Regions from separate parts of the Homo sapiens genome. Here regions 2 and 3 are each linked to region 1. A link is a loop called in an ENCODE intact Hi-C map of the cell type or tissue named here. Cell type or tissue: heart right ventricle. All regions are shown on one strand. Region 1 overlaps LOC105372581 (a long non-coding RNA gene). Region 2 overlaps ABHD12 (abhydrolase domain containing 12, lysophospholipase). Region 3 overlaps NINL (ninein like).

Evidence for each region. A loop is a pair of places that touch in the nucleus more often than their neighbours do. Peaks named below come from ENCODE experiments on the same cell type or tissue, not always from the same donor. Only the 100,000 strongest peaks of a DNase experiment are listed, where the experiment ranks them.
Region 2: it touches region 1 in a loop (2.3-fold over the local background); 57 of 110 quality-filtered maps call a loop at or near these places.
Region 3: it touches region 1 in a loop (2.9-fold over the local background); 5 of 110 quality-filtered maps call a loop at or near these places.

Annotation. Positions count from the first base shown.
Region 1 is chr20:25,397,017-25,402,016 of GRCh38, reverse strand. The region is part of intron 2 of LOC105372581 (a long non-coding RNA gene); the gene reads left to right. Among named protein-coding and RNA genes, the nearest start is that of GINS1, 8.2 kb to the left of the region's middle. RefSeq lists a silencer at 3,897-4,097. In heart right ventricle, CTCF peaks have their summits at 2,490 and 2,696 (motif pointing right); a DNase peak (open chromatin) is centred at 2,690.
Region 2 is chr20:25,308,086-25,313,085 of GRCh38, reverse strand. ABHD12 (abhydrolase domain containing 12, lysophospholipase) reads left to right here. Exons shown (of 13, transcript NM_001042472.3): 7 at 3,511-3,640; 8 at 4,592-4,629. Among named protein-coding and RNA genes, the nearest start is that of PYGB, 63 kb to the right of the region's middle. RefSeq lists enhancers at 2,733-2,852, 2,697-3,896. In heart right ventricle, a CTCF peak has its summit at 2,513; DNase peaks (open chromatin) are centred at 2,305 and 2,463; H3K4me3 peaks cover 834 bases; H3K27ac peaks cover 3,194 bases.
Region 3 is chr20:25,537,990-25,542,989 of GRCh38, reverse strand. All of the region lies in intron 1 of NINL (ninein like), which reads left to right. Among named protein-coding and RNA genes, the nearest start is that of NINL, 45 kb to the left of the region's middle. In heart right ventricle, a CTCF peak has its summit at 2,594 (motif pointing right); no DNase peak of the experiment used is centred here; H3K4me3 peaks cover 2,062 bases; H3K27ac peaks cover 1,825 bases.

The DNA.
Region 1 (5,000 bases):
TTCCACTTGGAGTTTAATTCGTACTGTACTTCTGCCATTATCTCCTTATTATTCTGTGGGGGAGCAGGCTGAATCTAAAAATCTGAAAGAATCTGTTGTCCCACCCACAGCGCCAATTGAAAATAAAAAACGGAGGAGGATAAAAATTGGCCTATACTGCCTCCTCCAGTTGCAGAAACATCTGTACTGCCTCCTTCAGTAGCAGAAATAGAGACCCCAATACAAAGATTTTTACACTCTGCTGCCATAGCTGGAGAGCCCTTAGAACCCTGTGCTTTTCCTATTTTTGTAAGGTCTGATCCAAATAATCCACAGCAGGTTATTCATGAACACACTCCACTAGAGTTTAAGTTGTTAAAGGAATTAAAAGCAAGTGTGGTAAATGATGGCATACAGAGCCCATTTACCTTAGGATTGCTAGAATCCGTGTTTGGTGCTATGAGTCTTTTACCCTTTGATGTAAAACACTTGGTGCGAGCTTGCTTGTCCACTAGCACATATCTGACATGGAATTTAAATTAGCAAGAAATGTGTGCAGACCAGGCTAGACAGAATCATGTTGCTGGACATGGAGACATTACAGAGGATATGCTATTAAGTAATGGCCCTTATTCAGACCTGGAACATCAAATGGCACTCCCAGACGCTGCTTATCAGCAGTGAACACAGGCCGCTAAAGGTGCCTGGGCCACAATTCCTGAAGACGGAGTCCCAGTACAATCCTTTTTACATATCATGCAAGGGTTGCAAGAGCCCTATGAACATTTTCTTTTTTCTTTTTTTCTTTTTCTTTTTTTTTTTTTTGAGACAGAGTCTTGCTCTGTTGCCCAGGCTGGAGTGCAGTGGCGCAATCTCGGCTCACTGCAAGCTCCACCTCCCGGGTTCACGCCATTCTCCTGCCTCAGCCTCCGGAGTAGCTGGGACTACAGGCACCCACCACCACAATTGGCTAATTTTTTGTATTTTTAGTAGAGATGGAGTTTCACCGTGTTAGCCAGGATGGTCTCGATCTCCTGACCTCGTGATCTGACCGTCTCGGCCTCCCAAAGTGCTGGGATTACAGGCGTGAGCCACTGCACCTGGCCACCCTATGCACATTTTCTTGCAAGACTGCGAGAAGCAGTGAAGCGCCAAATTCCTCATACCGCAGCTGCAGAAATGCTAATCTTAACTCTAGCTTTTGAGAACGCAAACACGGATTATAAACATGCACTGGCACCGGTGAGGTGTACAAAAAACTTGGGAAATTTTCTCAGAGCTTGTCAGGACGTGGGAACTGAGCTTCATCACTCTGAAATGTTAGCGCAAGCAATGGCTAATTTAGCAGTTGACAAATCTAAAAGGAGCCAAGGGTCAAACCCTAAAATGGGAAAATGTTATGATTGTGGAAAAACTGGACATTTTAAAAAGGAATGCCGCCAGATCTCAGGACAGAAAGGACCTTACAATACAGTGCCCCACCGAGCGGAAAAAACGCCAGGACTTTGTCCTTGCTGTAACAAAGGAAATCACTGGGCTAATCAGTGTCGCTCAAAATTTCATCAGAATGGGACCCCCATGCCAGGAAACGAGACGGGGCCTGGACCCGGGCCCCACAAACAATGAGGGCATTCCCAGCCCAGACTTCAACCCCGTTTCAGGGATGAGTTCCCAGAGGCACTTGATTCCCTCACCCCAGGAACACCACAAAGTGCAGGATTAGATCTACCCGCCAGAGAAAGAATCACGTTAGTAGGGGGAGACAGACCTATCAAAGTTCCCACTGGTATTTGGGGACCTTTACCAACAGGATACATGGGACTAATTTTAGGCAAAAGCCATCTTAACTTGCAAGGCATCACTGTAGTCCCAGGAGGGATTGACTCTGATTATGAAGGAGAAATTCAAGTAGTTTTAATGTCACAAGATCTTTGGGTTTTTGAACCGGGAGAATATATTGCTAATTATTGCTTATTCCCTGCAAATTACACCCTTCTCCACGAAAGGAGAAACAAGGAAATAAAGGGTTTGGGAGCACAACTACATGGGAAATCTATGTATCCCAACCCATAGCCTCTAACAGACCTGCTTGTGTAGTACAAATTAAAGGAAAAAAATTTTATGGGCTTATGGATACAGGAGCTGATGTATCACTAATCTCTAAAGACAACTGGCCCCCATCCTGGCCCTTGCAATTAACTTCTATGTCCCTAGTGGGAGTAGGCACAGCTCAAAGTGTTCAACAGAGCCCTGAGATTTTGTCTTGTCTTGGTCCAGATGGACAGTCATGTACTTTTCAGCCTTATGTTGCAAATATAGCTATCAATTTATGGGGTCAAGACTTACTTACAGCATGGGATATGAGACTTACAAATGAAAACTTCGATAACCCAGGATTTAAAATGTTGAAGAACACGGGATATCAGAGGGGAAAAGGTTTAGGAAAATTTCAAGGAAATCCTAACCCGATATCAGTAACTGGAAAAACAGAAAAGGGCTAGGACATCAGGATTTCTGATGGGGGTCATTGATATTTCTCCTCCACCCACTACCTTACCATTAGAATGGCTCAGTGACAAACCCATATGGGTAGATCAATGGTCCCTATCTCAGGAGAAGCTGACACAACTTCAGCAGCTAGTGAAAGAACAATGGGATGCCGGACTCAGAGAGGAGTCAGCCCCTGGAATTCTCCAGTGTTTGTTATTACAAAAAAGTCCAGAAGATGGCGACTGCTACATGATTTAAGAGCTATTAATGCACATATAAAACTGATGGGTGCCTTACAAAAAGGTTTACCATCTCCAGTGGCTATTCCAAGAGACAGGCCTCTTGCAGCAATAGATCTTAAGGATTGTTTCTTTACTATGCCCTTACACGGCAAGGACGAGCCTCGGTTTACCTTCTCTGTGCCTTCTATTAATCAAAGAGAATCTGTTTCTCATTATCAATGGAGAGTTTTACCCCAAGGCATGCTTAACAGTCCTATGCTATGTCAGCCTTTCGTAGGGCAGGCATTAGAGCCTCGGAATACGTTTCCTACTGCTTACATCATTCATTTTATGGATGATATTCTTTTGGCTGCTCCTACAGATCAAATCCTACAACAGTTATTCAGAGAAACAAAGAAGGCTTTGACTAAATGGAGTCTCCAAATAGCTCCAGAAATGGTACAAACAACTTCCCCATTCCAATACTTAGGAACTATTGTTAGAGAGAAGTTTACGGCCTCAGGAAGTAGTTCTCCATAAAGACAGGTTACAAACTTTAAAGGATGTTCAGCAATTATTAGGAGATATTAATTGGCTATGGCCAATGTTAGGTATTGTTACCTATCAACTTACACATCTTTACCAAACCCTGCAAGGAGATTCTTCTTTAAATTCCCTGCAGCAATTAACTAAAGAGGCAGAAGCTGAATTATGGCTTGTAGAGCAAAGGTTACAGCAGAGACATGCCTCAAGGCTACAGCTGCAAAAACCCTTGCTTTTGTTTATTCTTCCTACCCCCCCACTCTCCAACAGGACTTTTGGGACAGTTCATAGACAAGTCTGTAACAATAGAATGGCTCTTTTTACCTAATCAAACAGTCAAAACCTTGCAAGTTTATTTTTCTTTAATTACACAAATTGTGACTATGGGCAGGCATAGGTCAAAAATGCTTATGGGATATGACCCCGACAAAATTATTGTTCCTTTAGACTCCCAGCAACAAGCCAAAGCTTGGGAAATGTTGACTGCCTGGCAAACTGCTTTTGCAGACTTCGTGGGTGCTATAGATAACCACTACCTCTCAGACAAAATTTTACAGTTTTATAAAATCCATTCTTTCATTCTTCCTGTGATTACTCATCACAAGCCTATTCTAGGTGGACAGACTTATTTTAGTGATGGCTCTTCCAAAGGTTGTGCTGCTATCTATGGACCAAAACATACTCAAACAATAATGACCTCTGGGGTTTCAGCTCAACACTCAGAGCTAATTGCAGTCATTCAGGTTTTACAGCTCACAGCTCAGATCCCATCAACATTGTCTGTGATTCAGCTTATGTTGTAAATGTAGCCAGTTGCATAGGAACTGCTACAATTAAAAGTACACTAGACCCAGAACTGCTTCGCTTCTCTTCCCTTCCCTTCCCTTCCTTTCCCCTCCCCCCTCCCCCTTTCCCTCTCCCTTCCCCTCCCCCTTCCCCCTTCCCCTTTCCCTTCCCTTTTCACTTTTTTTTTCTTTCATTTTTGAGACAGAATCTCGCTCTGTTGCCCAGGCTGGAGTGCAGTGGCATGATCTTGGCTCACTGCAACCTCCGCCTTCTGGGTTCAAGCAATTCTCCTGCCTCAGCCTCCACCACCACGCCTGGCTAATTTTTTTGTATTTTTAGTAGAGACGGGTTTCACCATATTGGCCAGGCTGGTCTCCAACTCCTGACCTTGTGATCCTCCCACCTCGACCTCCCAAAATGCTGGGATTAGAGGCGTGAACCACCACGCCCAGCCGGCTTAATTTATTTGTAAGACTTCAACAAGCTATTCGCTCTCCTGAAGCTCTTTTTCATATTTCTCATATTCACTTTCACACACAACTTCCTGGGCCACTATCTCTAGGTAATGAGAAAGCAGACAAGCTGATTGGTTCTGTGTTTCAGCAAGCTCAAGTGTCTCACATGCTTCTGCACCAAAATACTGCCGCCCTTACTCGCATGTTACCTTTATCTCGCAGCCAAACTAGGGCTATAATACAAGCCCGTCCTACTTGCCAGCATGTCCCTAGAGCCACACCTGTAGAAGGCTGTAACCCACGAGGTTTGGCTCCAAATGATATTTCGCCAATGGATATTACACACATAGCAACCTTTGGTAAGCTTAGCTATGTTCATGTAACTATAGACACTTATTCTCATATGCTGCATGCTACATGCCAAACATGTGAGACAGCTGGTCATGTACAGTGACATTGTCATCATTTGCTCACATGGGGATACCTAAGCTATTAAAAACTGACAATGAACCCACTTATACTAGTC
Region 2 (5,000 bases), 89 kb after region 1:
TACACCTCCCAGACGGGGTGGCAGCCGGGCAGAGGGGCTCCTCACTTCCCAGAAGGGGCAGCCGGGCAGAGGCGCCCCCCACCTCCCAGACGGGGTGGCTGGCCGGTCGGGGGCTGGCCCCCACCTCCCTCCCGGATGGGGCGGGTGGAGACGCTCCTCACTTCCCAGATGGGGCGGCTGCCGGGCGGAGGGGCTCCGCACTTCTCAGACGGGGCGGCTGCCGGGCGGAGACGCTCCTCACCTCCCAGACGGGGTCGCGGCCGGGCAGAGGCGCTCCTCACATCCCAGACGGGGCGGCGGGGCAGAGGCGCTCCCCACATCTCAGACGATGGGCGGCCGGGCAGAGACGCTTCTCACTTCCTAGATGGGATGGCGGCCGGGAAGAGGCGCTCCTCACTTCCCAGACTGGGCAGCCAGGCAGAGGGGCTCCTCACATCCCAGACGATGGGCGGCCAGGCGGAGACGCTCCTCACTTCCCAGACGGGGTGGCGGCCGGGCAGAGGCTGCAATCTCGGCACTTTGGGAGGCCAAAGCAGGCGGCTGGGAGGTGGAGGTTGTAGTGAGCCGAGATCACGCCACTGCACTCCAGCCTGGGCAACATTGAGCACTGAGTGAACGAGACTCCGTCTGCAATCCCGGCACCTGTGGAGGCCGATGCTGGCAGATCACTCGCGGTTAGGAGCTGAAGACCAGCCTGGCCAACACAGCGAAACCCCGTCTCCACCAAAAAAATACGAAAACCAGTCAGGCATGGCAGCGCGCTGCTGCAATCACAGGCACTCGGCAGGCTGAGGCAGGAGAATCAGGCAGGGAGGTTGCAGTGAGCCGAGATGGCGGCAGTACAGTCCAGCTTCGGCTTGGCATCAGAGAGAGACCGTGGAAAGAGAGGGAGAGGGAGACCGTGGGGAGAGGGAGAGCTATTTTATTTTTTTTAAGAGAGGGTTTCGCCATGTTGCCCAGGCTGGTCTTGAACTACTGGGTTCAAGCAGTCTGCCCACCTTGGCCTCCCGAAGTGTTGGGATTACAGGTGTGAGTGAGCCATTGCAACTGACTGCGAGACTGTTTTAAAGTGTATTCTGGCTGGGCACGGTGGCTCACGCCTGTAATCCCAGCACTTTGGGAGGCTGAGGTGGGCAGATTGCTTGAAACCAGGAGTTCGAGATAAGCCTGGGCAGCGTGGCAAAACCCCGCCTCTACTAAAAATACAAAAAAAAGTAGCTGAGCCTGGTGGCAGGTGCCTGTAATCCCAGCTACTCAGGAGGCTGAGGTGGGAGGAAAGCTTGAGCCCAGGAGGCGGAGGTTGCAGTGAGCCAAGATCATGCCACCGCACTCCAGCCTGAGTGACAGAGCGAGACCCTGTCTCAAAAATTTCAAAAAGTGTATTCCACCATGTAGTCCTCAGCTGGAGAGATTAAAGAGTTGATGGCAACGTGGCTGGCTGCCTTCACCTTCTTGTGGGGGCAGGTGGCGTGTCTATCCTCAGACCAAGAGGAGATATGGGAGGGACAAAGGAGAGAGGCTGTCACCTGGATGTGGGGGTTGTGTTAATTCTCTCTTGCTGCTATAACATGTTACCACAAACAGTGCTTTAAACCAGCACACATGTAGCGTCTTGCAGTTCTGGAGGTCAGAAATTCAGAATCTGCAGCCCCCAGGCTGGAATCAGGGTGGGAGCAGGGCTCTCAGGGAGAATGCCTGGCTGCCCTTTCCAGCCACCTGTGTTCCTTGGCTCACAGCCCTTCTGTGATTGAGTCCCAGGTCATCTGGCTCTGACCCTGACTCCTCTCCCTTTTTCTCTGATGAGGACCCTTGTGGTTATTTTGGGCCCACCCAGCTTGTCCAGGATCACCCCCATCTCAAGGCAAGCAGTTAGTAGCTTTCATTCCTTCCATACCTTTCATTCCCCAGCCATGTGACCCAACGCGTTCACAAGTTCCAGGGATTAGGTCATGGACACTTTTGGGGGCCACCATGCTGCCAACCACAGGGAAGAAAGTTCCATCAGGATGACAGTTGTGGGCTGGGAAAAACTCCAGAATGAGGAGCAAGGAAGTGGTTTGCCCTCTCCTTCTCTCCATGTTGACACTGGTTCTCTTCTGCTGCATGCTAGAGACCTTAGGAGAGGGAGAATGAGTGGCTTCTTCCCATTCATCTCCCCGCACTTCTGTCAGGAAATGAAATCCCACGCAGCACTTTCTGTTTCAGTTCTCGTGGAGTCTACGTTTCTAATTGGCACCAAGACTGCCAGCTCCATCTCCGACTGTCCCTCTGTCTCTCTCACTGCATCTGCCTCTTTGTCCGCATCCTTCTGCCTCCTGTCCCTGTCTCTGTGCCTGTCTGTCTGTCCCTGTCAGTCTTCTTGCCTGTCTCTGTGCCTCTCTGTTCCTGTCTCTCAGTCTTCCTGTCTGTCTCTGTCTCCTGTCCCTGTCTCTGTTCTTTTCTTTCTGTCTCATGTCCCCATACCCCTGCCTCCCAGCCTGGCCCTAGCCCTCTGCATGGCCTCCTCCCTCCTCTAGTGTCTGAGTCGGGAAACAGCAAGTTCTGCACTAACTGTTTGCTTACACTGCACAACCTGCTCTTTCTGACCTTTGTGGTGCTTTCAGATCATCTGATGATGACTCACTGCTGGGCTGCTGGAAAGATAATTGCACTCCACCTTTGCTGGAGACTGGGGGAGGGACCCTTGGGAGGTTGTAATTTTGGGGGGCAGAGATGGTAGTGTTTTCTGTTATGGAAACAAGATGCTAATTAGACCCTAAGGGGAAACAGCCCCTTTCCCCTTCCTGGGTCATGGTTGCCTTGAACCCAGAAATGCCCTCCCTGTTCTGGGAGCCTCCGGACTCCACTCCCTGTCCTGCCCCTGACCAAGCCTTCGGCGTTGAGGAGGTTGGTGTCCAGCCAGCGGCCCCGGGGGCTGCTCATCTGACCACGCCATCTGCACTGCTGCTCGTCAGGGCTCGGAGTGGGACACATGGATGCTGCTGGGGGATGGGGGAGAAGTGTAGAGCTGAGGATGGTGGTGGCAGAGGCTTTCACTGCCTTAGACCTCACTAGCTTGCCTGTTAAGAAAGAGAGAGGGAGAAGTGAGCTCACTCCCCTGCCCAAGAGGGTGGGGCAAGTCCCAGCCCTGGCCTGAGGATGCCGGTGCCAGCTCTGAAGCTCTGTGATCTGTTCTGTTAACTCAGCTTGCTGTTAGTTGCCATTCAAATGTGCAGCTCACCAACTTAGAGTGACCCTGTGAGGGGATGTCTGGTTTGTGCAGTCAGCAGGGGCAGGGCAGGGTTGCTGCTGGGCTGCCTTCCCCAGGGCTGGTGGGGATGTGGGGTTGTGCCCGTTCTCCCCACTGCTTGCTCTGCCCAGTGGCCTGGGTGGGTCTGTGGACTCTGGAAGGGTGGGCCAAGCGGGCCCCTCCCTGTCTCCTCCTGGCCCTGGGCCCCCTTGGGGAGGTGTGTTTGTCCAGGTTTTGTGAGCTGCCTTTGACCTCCCCGTCCTGCCGTTTCTCCCTCCCAGGTTGGGGTGACTCAGTGGGAACGCCATCTGAGCGGGGCATGACCTATGACGCACTCCACGTTTTTGACTGGATCAAAGCAAGAAGTGGTGACAACCCCGTGTACATCTGGGGCCACTCTCTGGGCACTGGGTAAGGGACCCCAGCAGGAGGCAGCCTTTAGTGGGAGTCAGTATTCCTGGTGACTCCCATGCCTGGATCTAGAGAGTCCACCATCCCTGCAAACCCTGTGGCACCATTAGTCCCGACCAGCCTCGCTCCCATCCCCATGGCAGAGGCAGGAGGGGAAGTTACAAAGAGACTCCAAAGGATCTGAGCTCCTCGTCCAGGAAGTGGCTCAGGACAGACATAGGCAGTGGAGGTCGAGGGGTCTCCCTAGGGAGACTTGGCTCTGAGGAAGAAGCGTCTTCAGAGCTGAGGGAGGGCACAGTGGGTGGTTTGCTTCTCACAGAGGCCAGGACAGGAGGTACTTCCACACTCCCTTTGTGGGCAGCCTGAGTCATCTCTGCTGATGCGAGGTCCACGTCTCTGCGGGAACCTCTGCTCTCAGGGCCCCAGTCCCCAGACCTTCACTGCCATTCCCTTTCTGCTGCCTTTCCCTTCGGGGCAGCCCTTCTCCCAACACCTGAATGGCCTCTTGTAGGCTGGGAAGCATCAGGAGAGGAGTGGGTGGGGGGCACCAGCCATCCCTTTGGCCGTCTGCGTGGTCCACCAGGTGTGGTCCTGGGATGGCAAGAGGCCCTGGGTGTGGTGGGCTCCAGGAGAGGTGCAGGCAGACGCTGGCCACCCCCAGCCGACAGGCGGCCCGGCCAATGGGAGTGTACGGGCAGTGAGAGGCAGCAGGACACACCTCGGGGACAAGCTGACTGGCTGTGGGTACAGCCCTCATTGCAGGGGTCAGCTGATGGTGGGGCAGCCAGGTCACCCCCAGTGCTAGAGGGATCTCCATTTCCCCCACTCTGTCCTGAAACTCCAGTAGCTTCACAGACCCCATGGCTCCTCTGAGCACTTTCCAGCATAAGGCCCATATCATCTCAAACAATTTTATCATAACTCAACTAAGCTGTTTTTCTTTTTTCCTAGCGTGGCGACAAATCTGGTGCGGCGCCTCTGTGAGCGAGGTGAGTGCCTTGTTGGGCCCCAGCCGTGGCAGTGAGCATTCAGGGTGCTCCCCAGTCCCGGCCCTGCTGCAAGTGCTCAGCGTCCTCATGGAGCAGCATGAGCTGCACATTCTGGGGGGCCCGGGGCTGACCAGCCACCCTTCCCATGATACACCTGAGGAGCTGGGGAGCCTCACACACACAGGTCTGGCCCCAGAGCCGCATCAGCAAGTCTGCTTTTTAGGAGTGACCAGAGCCATCTCTGTTCCCCTGGCGGGCACCCCTGGTGCTATCTGAGGCCTGCCGAGGTGGTTGCCTGGTGGGAGGCGCTGTGGTCTCCTTGTGCTTTCTGGGGGCCCCTCAGAGCCCCACAGGCCACATGTATGTCGCTG
Region 3 (5,000 bases), 140 kb before region 1:
TGGCTCACTGCAGCCTCCACCTCCCAGGTTCAAGCAATTCTCGTGCCTTGGCCTCCCAAGTAGCTGGGATTACAGGCGAGTAGTGCCTTCCACTACCCCTGGCTAATTTTTGTGTTTTTAGTAGAGAGGGGGGGTTTCACCATGTTGACCAGGTTGGTCTCGAACTCATGACCTCAAATGATCCGCCCGCCTCAGCCTCCCAAAGTGCTGGGATTATAGGCATGAGCCACCACGCCCAGGCTTTTTTTTTTTTTTTTTTTTTTTTTTTTTTTTTTTTTTTTTTTTTTTTTTTAGTGAAAGCAAGTTTATTAGAGAAGTGAAGAAACAAAAGAATGGCTACTCCATAGAGCATCTTCGAGGGCTGCTGGTTGGCTGCTTTCAGAATTCTCTATTTGCCTTTAAGGTTTGACCATATGGCTATAATGAGTCTCAGTGTGGATCTCTTTAAGAATATTCTTTTTGGGTTTCTTACCTTTTGGATCCAAATATGCATGTCTTTCATCAGATTTGAGAAGTTTTTGGCCATTTTTTCTGTGAATGTTTTTTCTGCCCCATTCTTCTTCTTGGTCTCCTCTGATGTGTATGATTGTACACTTGACCTTTAGACTCTGTTCATTTTTCTTCATTCTTCAAATTGTGTAATCTTTCCTGTGTGCAGTGACTGAAGTTTCTGTTCTTCACAGTCAGCCAGTGACCTGACAAAGTTTCTCCCTTCCCAAAAGGTATTCCCATCCCTTTATATATTCTGATAGATGCTTTTGAGGGAAGCTTCTGTAGCCCAGGAAGGCTGAATGCAAGGCAAAGTCTGCTTCATTCCCTAAAGGAACCACTAGACCAACCAAAACCCTGAGCCCATGCTTTGGAGGACAGGGTCCCCACTGCCCACTCTGGCACCAGCCAGACACCCCAGGAGTGCAGGCTGCTGTCATCCAGCTCTAGGGCAGCAGGAACAAGGGCTGAGGAACAGGGATGGTAGCAGGCCCATAAGGATCTGAAATGATTCCAGAGTTTTGAAATAGTTGATTGCAGTTGCTCAGTAGTTTCTGTGGGAACGTCTGACCCCCTAGAGCTTCCTGCCCTGCTGGTGTGCACAGTGTCACTCCTCCCATTGTTTTTGATCATACACGGATGATTCTTGTCTTATTACAGCTATTACAGTGGTAGCTGCAAATGTGCTCTTCTAGTTCTCTCATTTCTTCTATTTCTGTTATTGGCTATTTCCAGTAAAAAAGAGGAACTATTGCTTTCTTTACAGTAGATTTATGTTAGAAGTTGATACTGATGTTGAGAATAAAGTTTCCTATTTTTGTAATGATATATATAGAAAGAGCTCATTTTATATACATAGAAGTGTATGTGGATAATCTCATGTCTATAACTAATTGTATGGATATTTTGTAATTATATAGATACACATATAAATTTTGCATCTATAGCTATAGTCCTAGCATGAATATAAGTATGTGTGGATATAAAAGTCTTTACATACATTGACATACAATAGGAACTTACAGGATTAGCTGTATATGATTATTTATCTTGGAAGCTATAAATGCCCACCCAGCTTGTAGATGGTTAGAGATGTGTACAGTCCCAGACACATTTGCCTGTATAATGGGGCATGGTAACATTTATTCAGTACTTGCCATCAGGCACGGGTCTCAGTACCTAACATGTTAGCATGCTTAGCATTAGCTCTTTTAATGCTCAGAATGTCCTAATCAGGTTGTTCAGATCACGAAACTGAGGTTCAGGGAGGTGAAGTAATGTGTCCAAGACCACAGAGCTAGAAAGTGGCAGAACCCACATTAAAACCAGAGACTTTGTAAGCAGAGTCTGGCGTTGATAGGTACCGAGGTGTCTTTTTTTAGGAGACCACAGAAAGGTGTTCTAGGACAGTTTTAACATTTGGTATCTTTGTAGTTTTTAGTCTAAAAATCTACTTTGTAGGGAAAGTAAGTATTAACACTTAAATGAGGTATAAGCTTATTTTTAGATTTTTGGGACTGAAACAATAAAAAAGCTTCTTAAACCTTATTTGATAAAAAAAAAAAGGGATAGCTTTTCAAACTTGATTGTTGAGATATTTTGGGTCTGTGCCTGCAAAATAAATAAATAGCAAAAATTTTGAAAAATAAGCGAAAACCATGAAAACACTTAAAGCGGAAGTTAATCCTAATAGCTCAGAACTGCCGGAGTGTGAAGGTTGATTCCTGCTGGCAAGGCCATTGGAAGTAGCACTGAGGTCTGTTCAGCTGGAAGGTAGGCACTGGCTTCAGTGTTTTATTGGGGTTATAACATCTTTCCAGATTAAAAAGGAACACCCTCAAAGGGCTGCCTCAGCCCTGTTCTTTCTGGGCGAGCAGGATTTACAGAGATCCTTGTTGGGAATGGCTTCCCGTTACGGACACTCTGGGTCCCTAGGTGATTGGCACACCTAGGCTGCCTCCGAGTGGTCATGAATCTCTTCTCTGCCCTTAATGCCCGGTGGATTCTGGGGGGCATAGCTTAAATTCCCTCGTCACTGTGCATAAATTAACTAAATTAAATGCAAACCAACACCTTCTCCTCCGGCCTCCAGAGGGCTGCACTGTCCTGCAGAGCGATGACAACGTCATATGTCTCTGGGGCAGCATCCAGTTTGTTTGGGGACAGGCTTTTCCCCTCTGGATGAAAACAGGATTTTCTTTCACTTGGTGGCAAAGTTTATGTTTGTATCTTAAATTAAGCTTTATAGCATTAGGATTATTGAGAGCCTACTCATTCCAGTTTCCAAAAATGAAACTAAGAGAAACTGTTGCTTTTTATCTGGAATATTGCCCTCAATTTTGTAGCCAGCTGCTGAATGCTGGCCAGATTTTCTGGTGATTTTGACATGCAAACATTTTATGCAGATGTGGAATACCAAGGAGTATTAATAATTCAGTTTGCATGAAGAAGAAACTGAAGAGGCCTCTGAACTGCGCAGGTAAACAGTGTGTATTATTACAGTGAGCTGCTTGTTGTGAGGCTGCACTGAGGCGCCTGCGCAGGCCTGGGAGCCCCCGGGAACCCGCAGGGGTGTGCAGTGGCAGTGCTGGATGAATGTCTTGGTCCTGAGAGTTCAGGGAAAGCTCCGTTTCTTTCCTCCGCCCCGTGGGTCTGTGGAAGGATGATAGAGAAGGGGTGTCCTTGCCTCTGCCCTCACACAGAGGCTTTGGGGAGTCTAAACAGAGGGCTTTGGGTGGGCGGCTCACACGCTGTGGGCTCCCTGGGGAGAGTTAGGGCGGCTTTCTCCCCTCAGTGTTCTGTCATTTGCATTGGTTGTATTTCCAAGTAGGGAGGGAGGGGAAGGCCGATTTGCAGCTAGGCGCCTCTGGAAATAGGGTTTGAGCAGCATGAAACTGGGATTCTGGGCACCTGTACATACATGGGACGGTAGTTCTGGTGTCCTTGGTGGCAGTATTACAGCGTGTAGTGAGTAAGCAGCAGTCTCCGTATGGAGCGCCTGGCCTTTTCAGTCATCGCCCCCTTAGTAGCAGGTGTTTAGTTCACCCTATAGACCGCGAGGCCACAAGTGGCAGGAGCTGGGACTTGCCCAGACCTGAGCTGCCTGCCTTGGCCGCTCAGGGGCCCTGCGGCCTCACAGCGAGGTATGGGCCAGGTTGCTGGTTCTCCGTGGCTGTGGAGTCAGCATTGCCAACCTCTGTTTATCCAGGGTTGTCTTTGCATGGGTCAGGAAGATCCCGCTGCTGTGAACCCTGGCATGTGACCTTGGCCTCTCTCTGTTGACCCTGGCAGCAGGAGCATGGCTGTTCGCTGACTCCTTATCTTTGCTGTCCCAGCTGATGCTGTGAGTGTGCACACAACTGTGCTGCAGGGAAATTGGACACTGGATTCTGGGCATCAGCACTCTTGCCAGGGAGCTGACCCCAGCCCTGCCCATGTTAGTGTACGTTTTGGTAACATTTATCAAGTGCCCACCAGTCACTAAAGGGCAGCACTCATGTCATTTGATCAAACACTGCAGGTCAGTGGGCAGGGCCTCTCCAGCAGCAGCTGACAGCCAAGGTGCCCTGGCTGGCAAGTGTCTTCTGCTGCCACCCTTGGTCAGGGCCTGAAGCCCAGCTCTGTGCTCCCTGACCCTGTGTTCCCCAGCCCTGTGCTCCCCGGCCTTGTGCTCCCCAGTTCTGTGCTTCTCCACCCCTGTGCTCCCCAGTTCTGTGCTCTCCAGTTCTGTGCTCTCCTCAGTTCTGTGCTACCCACCCCTGTGTTTCCTAGTTCTGTGCTCCCCAGCTCTGGGGAGAGTTAGGGCGGTTGTCTTTCTCCCCAGTTCTGTGCTCGCCAGCCCTTTGCTCCCCAGTCCTACCCATCACTGTGACCCTGGGGCCAGGCCATGTCCATGCCTGGGAGCAGAGGCCATGCCATGGTTGGCCAGCCACATATGGCAGCCTAGGACCATGTCTGCCCTGGCTTTGCCCCTGAGAGCTGCCCACCATCTACACCAGGTCCAGGGCATCAAAGGATTCCTTACCCAGAGGAGGCTGGGGTGAGCTGAAAGAACTCTGGAAAGCAAATGTGGGTGTAATTTATGTTGTGGTGGAAGAAAAAAAATATACCATGTAGTGTTTTTACAGGACCTGGCAGACTCCTCCCTTCCGTGGTGGTCCACTGCCCAGGAGCAAGGCCTTTTCATAGGACCACAGGCCACAGCAGAGGTGGGGCAGCCCACCCCTCTCAGCCCCTGCTTTCAGAGGAAGAAGCTGGACAGAAACAGAGCTCCCCTCACCTGGCGACCACAGGAGTCCCCTCTCAGGACAGTGCCTGAGGTGCACAGGCCACGCCTATGCCTCCCTGCCCTTCACTCGGTGACACATGTTCATCTTCCAGTGGCGTTGCGGGGTTGGGATGGGCCAGGGGCGGCCACCAGCATCTCACGCCCTGGTGTCTTTCACCCAGATAAGCCAAGCTCCAACCCCAGGAGAGTCCCCAGCCTGGGCAGGGCACCGTGTTGGTCCCGT